2 separate regions of the Homo sapiens genome follow, and region 1 is linked to region 2. Evidence: chromatin contacts called from ENCODE Hi-C data. All regions are on one chromosome and are shown on one strand. The core of a region is the stretch at or near the end of the contact, and the rest is flanking DNA. Distances in the headings are between cores, read along the strand shown. Region 1 overlaps RBMS3 (RNA binding motif single stranded interacting protein 3). Region 2 overlaps LINC00693 (long intergenic non-protein coding RNA 693).

Region 1 (2,773 bases), core at 11-2,510, 1.1 Mb after region 2:
CTCAATTCAAAGTCATGAGACAACAGTTCTATTCCAGGCTCATCCACTAACTAGTTTTTAGGGAAGCCAATCACAGTCTTCTAGTGTTACTTTCTTCATCTGTACAATATAGAAGTTGATATCTGAGTCTTGAAATTATGTGACTCTCAAACTCTGGAATGTGTTTTCATTAGTCAAATATTGTCATCCACAGTTTCATTTCCTAAGAGGAATGTGTTGTAATGCTGAGCAAGATACCCTCAAAATTTCTGGTTTCTACAAAAGGGCATGTAAGGGAGGCCTCTCTGCTTCACTGTTTGGTACTTAAGACACTTGTATCCTAAGAATGTCAGGTGCCTGGCAGGAAGAAAACAAATTGCAAAAACTGAGAAGAAAATTCATCGCATTCATTCATCTTTGTTTCTGGAACTCACTATTTTATTCCTTCCGTTACAATGGATTAAGAAGGAAATGACATAATTTGTTTTTGAAATGTCAGAAGCAGTGCAGAGTTTAGTACTTTAAAAAATAGTTTAATGTTGACCCTGTGCATACGTAAATCTTACCAGAAATGAGGATGACTGGCTTACAACGTTAGATACTCTAAGTTGCCAATAATTTGTACAGAGCCTGTGATTGCAAAACCACAAACATTTCACAATACTGGAAACCTCTAATTAACCATAATAAATGACAGGATGGGTTTGTTTTAAATACATGGTTAATAATGCTTACTGCTTTAAGACCATAAACTGTGTGATTCTCTATGGAGGTGACAGAGGTAGGCTGCAAATGGTTTTGCAAAGTACGTTTCTACCTCTGCATGTTAAGTCTGACCCAGAACATTCTACTAATATTGGATCAGCCTCTCATCTGACGTAATTTGCCTGTGGGAATTGTATCGGCTGTTAAACTAGCTCCTCTTAGTAGCTGTTTGAAAAAAAAAAGGAAGAAGAAGCACAATTCTGTGGTGTGTTTCAAATAACTGAAGCCAGTGTCCTAGGTACTGAGACAAGAAAGAATGTCAAACAGGACCTTTAATGTGTATTTATATTTAAACATCAGACCTAACAGAAAACCCTGAAGCTTTATACAATGATTAGAGCCTTGTAAGATCCTAATTAATGTATTGTCAGGTGAATGGTTGGCCTGGCACTCAAGCTGTTCTGAGGGACGCAAGGGGTTTCAGGTACCGCCTAGGAAGAATAGATGCAGTTGTAGTGATTCAGTGGCCCATCTGAAAGGGACATATAAAGGCAGCTGTGTCTGGTGTGCTGTCTTTTCAGACTCACTTGATAATGCTAGTGTCAGTTTCAACTGAAGCGTGTGCCAGATTCCAGACAGCTTGAGCTGGCATTTCAGAGAGGTTAATTGTGAAACTTGAGAAGAAAATGGGCACATTCTTCCTAAGATGGCTATTCAAATATAGTCTCTTTCCTCCCCCCCCAGAGCTTTCTGGGTCTCAGTCTCACTTTTGTTCTGCTTCCACGTAAAATGCATGAGGAACACTGAGCCTTTTCCCCTTGGCAGCTCCTATATTGCCATCTTTGCTGGGACTGCTTTGCCTTGTTAAAATGTGCCCCGTGTATTAAAATGGAATTGTCACTGCTGGGTGGTGCAGCGTAACATGGTTTGACACTAAGCGCCGGCAGCTACAGAAAACAGACTTTTATTGCATTTATTCTTTCAGAGACGGGAGTCTCTAAAGGCTCACAGCAGACATTCACTTAGTTAAATCTGAATGAACCCAAAGTGAACAATCTACTCTGCTGTCTTTGTGTTCATAGAAACAGCCCCCATCCAGCTTGATATGGCTGTAAAACAGTGTTAAGAAAAGATGATCACACTTAGAATGCAGAAGGGAGGACTTGAGGCTTTCAAACAGAACAAAAATATTTTAAGTGGGTGGAGTGGGTTAGCCACTTGATTTTCTTTTTTAGCTTCCTCTCTATTCCCTAAAATGTATTATGTAGAATAAACACACACACACACACATACACACACACACCCCTACACACACACACACACCCCTAGTATTAGTCTTCATTTATAATTCCATGCCATTTTAAGACAAAGGATTTGATTTGTAGGACTCTTGCAAGCAAGCTTTAGATTCTTAACTGCCTTTTATCCAGATGAGTACCCAGAGAGAGATTGAACAGGGAGGGGGCTCTGAGGCATAAACTTTGCATTTTGTAGCTCTCCTGGAATAAAAATTCCATAAAGTAACATCTGTAGTAATTAAGGGCTTACATTTCCTCTCCCATTCATGTCTCTGCTAGGAGAGAAGGTTATTTTCCCAAAGAGACAATAGTGGATCCTGTGGGAAGAGAGAAAGAACAGAGTTAGAATTCTTTTCTTCCTGGAAATGGAAATTTTCTACTTAAAAAAAAAAAAAGATAAAAAAATTGAAAGACTTACAGTAAAAGGTTCCACTGGAAAGGAAACTTGAAAGAGTTAGGAAAATTGTACTTAGCTGTTCCTAAATATTTAGAATGAGGAAAGATTCCGCTTGCCTTTCTTATCCAAACATCTTCTGATATAGGGGAACTTGTGAGTGAGTAGTAAACAAAATGCTGTTTTTGTTTTTATTTTTATCTATTAAAATTGCATAAAGAGTTTTCTTTTTATTTGGACATCAAATTGATTCATTCTGAAGACTTTTTTTTTCAAAATAATACTTATGTGGATCCATTGGGTCACCTGATGATATACATACTGAGCGTTAATGTTAAGTTAGTTTCCTACACTCTCTTGTCATAGCAGGATCAGCTACTTAAATTAGGGTGAAATA
Region 2 (2,924 bases), core at 70-2,569:
AAATAACATTGCCAGCATTTTAGGGGCTTCTTTAATGCTTTAATGCTCCCTTCCTGGTTACTAACCCTCTACCCAGTGATAATCATCCGGACTTTTTTTTTCAAGATGGAGTTTTGCTCTTACTGCCCAGGCTGGAGTGCAATGGCATGTTCTCGGCTCACTGCAACCTCCGCCTCCCAGGTTCGAGCAATTCTCATGCCTCAGCCTCCCAAATAGCTGGGATTACAGGTGCCCGCCATCACGCCCAGCTAATTTTTTGTATTTTTAGTAGAGACAGGGTTTCATCATGTTGATTAGACTGGTCTCAAACTCCTGACCTCAGGTGATCCACCCGCCTCAGCCTCCCAAAGTGCTGGGATTACAGGCATGAGCCACCGTGCCTGGCCAGTCATCCAGACTTTTTAACATTTATTAGTTTAGCCTGTGTCTGTGTGTTATTTAAATGGAGTCATACAATATGTAGTATTTGGTATCTGGCCTCTTTGCTCAATTTTATGTCTGTAAGATTTGTCTATCTTTTTATGTGTAGTTGTTGATTGCTCATGCCCATTACTGTGTAGTGTCCCATTGTATGAATAACTACAATTTATGTATCTATTTTTCTGTTGCTGGAAATGTTGCTTATTTTTAGTTTATTATTATCACAAGCAGGACTATTAGGAAATTTTCATATATATATATATATGTACCATTCAGCACCCATAATACACGTTTCTATTGCGTATAATCTTAAGAGTGAAACTGCTAGGTCATAGAACATACATATGTTCAAAAATTGTACTCTCAGTTTATATTCGCACTACCAGTATATGAGAGTTCTTGTCCATGTAGCATATATTCTAATTTTCAAAATGGTTCTGTGACATAGTTACAGTTTTATTGTCGTTTTTCATTTTAATAAAATCCGAGTCTTAGACAAGATAAAAGACCAATGTCATGTACTATTAGTTTATACCCCAATGCAGTCTGACCCCAGAGCCTGTATAGTTTAGTAAAGTGTCCAAGGGAGAGAATACAGTCGTGAGTTCTTAGTTTCCCTTTCTGGTTGGGTCAGTGAAGTCCCTTCCTCACCCCTCTTTTCTGTTTATCTCTACAGACAGAAACTAAAAACAATGGCTACAGGCCGCTAAAAGCCTAAAACAAAACAAAACAGAACAACAACAACAAAATAAGTTGGCTTAGACAAGCTTGCAAACCACTATCCTTTCTTATGCCTCTAGGTTAAGGATGTTATCATATACAGGTGTCCTCTACTTGGTAACTTTCACAGCTCATTTCCATAAAGCCAAATGCCAGCCCAGTGTATGTCACCTCCTACTGTGGCCAACAGATGGCGCTAATGGTGGTTTGAAACTTGTCACTTGGGGCTTTTGAGCACATGAGCTCAGACATAGCCTCTTAGAACTAGTCTTTCTCTATAATGGTCTGAGCTGACCTGAGAGCCAGAAACTTTAGGATCATTTCTCTCTCCCACCCCACCTAGTTAAATCCCAAATCCCATTCATCTTAATCAGAAATAATTCCTGAATATGTACCCCTCTCCATTCTCTCCTTCCTCTGTGTGTGCTCTCCTCCTGTCCCTTTTTTTAGCACTCATCACAGGTGGCTATTTATGTATCTGCATTGCCCTGCTATGCTGTGAACTCCTCAGGGCAGAGACTGGGTCATATTCATTCTGTGTCCCCGGTGTCTGACAGTGCCTGGCACAAAGAAGGTGCTCACGTTGGGGACTGAATAAAGTTCCCCTGGCAGAAACCCAAAAGGTTCAAAATGACTGTTCTTTCCTGTAGTCACAGAAGCTCACAGGGCATTTGACTTGCCCTGTATGCTCTGAATGGTCTGGTATCGTACTCTGACCTATGGGAGATCAGGGCTTATTATCACACAGGCTTCTGGCCAACAGTGTGGCTTATTTGTACATTCCATCTCTCTTCTTCCAGAAGATGAAAGACAGGACATGATACAAGCTACGAGATCATTTTTTTAAAGAAAAATGGGTGGTTGTCATAGCATTTCTGGTGTCAGACTGCAGATATGATCAAGCTGTCCATTTACCCTGGTTCAAATTGAATTGCTGGTAATTAAGAATGGGGAATGGGGTTAGGTCCATCTGAGATCAGACAGCAGAACCATTAAGGACAGATAAATCCCTTTATGAGAAATAAAGAGACTCCTGGTTATTAGACTGTATGTTTGTGGGCTAGGTGTTTGTTTTTAATCACAAAGTTTTGTACACTTGGAAGAGGTTAGGTAAAAACATTAAGCAGATTAACATTTTACAAATATTTTCTTTCCCTGACCGTCCTTTTCTACCTCCTTCCCACAGTTACAACTTTTCAATGTTAGTGCTGATATTCTCTCTCTCTAGTATATCACTGTGTTGGGTTAGGAGCCAGACTGCTTGGGTTCAGCTCTTGGTGCCACCCCTCCTATTTATGTGATCTTGGGCAAATTAACCTCTCTGAGCCCCAGATTTCTCATTAGTAAAGTGAGTTTACTATTATAATATTACCTTCCTCATAGGGGTGTAATGGGGATTAAATGAGTTTTAATACATCTAAAACTCTTAGAATAGTGCCAGCCCATATTAAGTGCACTTGGTAAATATTGGCTTTTTTTTTTAAATCACACCAGACATAGCTGTTTTATGAAAGCATTTCCACAGTAACCATGAGCAAGTTCATTTATTATTATGTTTCATGTTGTGGTAGCTTGTATTATTAGGGTGAAAAATGGCCAAATGTAAATGAACTTATATTTAAACTATTTTTTTCTCACCAATTTTGCTGGATAATTTCTATACTCGTTACATAATATGAGCAGAATCCTATACTCTCTACACATGCCACCATAATTTCTTATGTTTATATTGCATCTTAAAGTTTATAAGTGACTTTCACTTATAAAATCTCATTTGAAACTCT

Evidence for each region. Hi-C counts contacts between places; a loop is a spot of excess contacts on that map. Pooled maps may share reads with other maps.
Region 1: a loop to region 2 is called in a map of heart right ventricle, with 4 times the contacts of the local background. The contact joins two enhancer-like sites. A Hi-C loop is called at or near these places in 20 of 168 maps with a recorded cell type or tissue (A673, Caco-2, Calu3 and 12 more), 7 of 37 single-sample maps with no recorded cell type and 31 of 50 pooled maps.

What each region holds. Positions count from the first base shown.
Region 1 is chr3:29,758,296-29,761,068 of GRCh38, forward strand. The region is part of intron 5 of RBMS3 (RNA binding motif single stranded interacting protein 3); the gene reads left to right. Among named protein-coding and RNA genes, the nearest start is that of RBMS3-AS2, 120 kb to the left of the region's middle. Within about 2 kb of position 1,261, at least 12 of the 41 ENCODE cell types and tissues checked have a DNase peak (open chromatin) inside an H3K27ac peak, as active enhancers do; they include heart right ventricle, where a contact is called at or near this core.
Region 2 is chr3:28,666,517-28,669,440 of GRCh38, forward strand. The region is part of intron 2 of LINC00693 (long intergenic non-protein coding RNA 693); the gene reads left to right. Among named protein-coding and RNA genes, the nearest start is that of LINC00693, 93 kb to the left of the region's middle. RefSeq lists a silencer at 1,256-1,415. Within about 2 kb of position 1,320, at least 5 of the 41 ENCODE cell types and tissues checked have a DNase peak (open chromatin) inside an H3K27ac peak, as active enhancers do; they include heart right ventricle, where a contact is called at or near this core.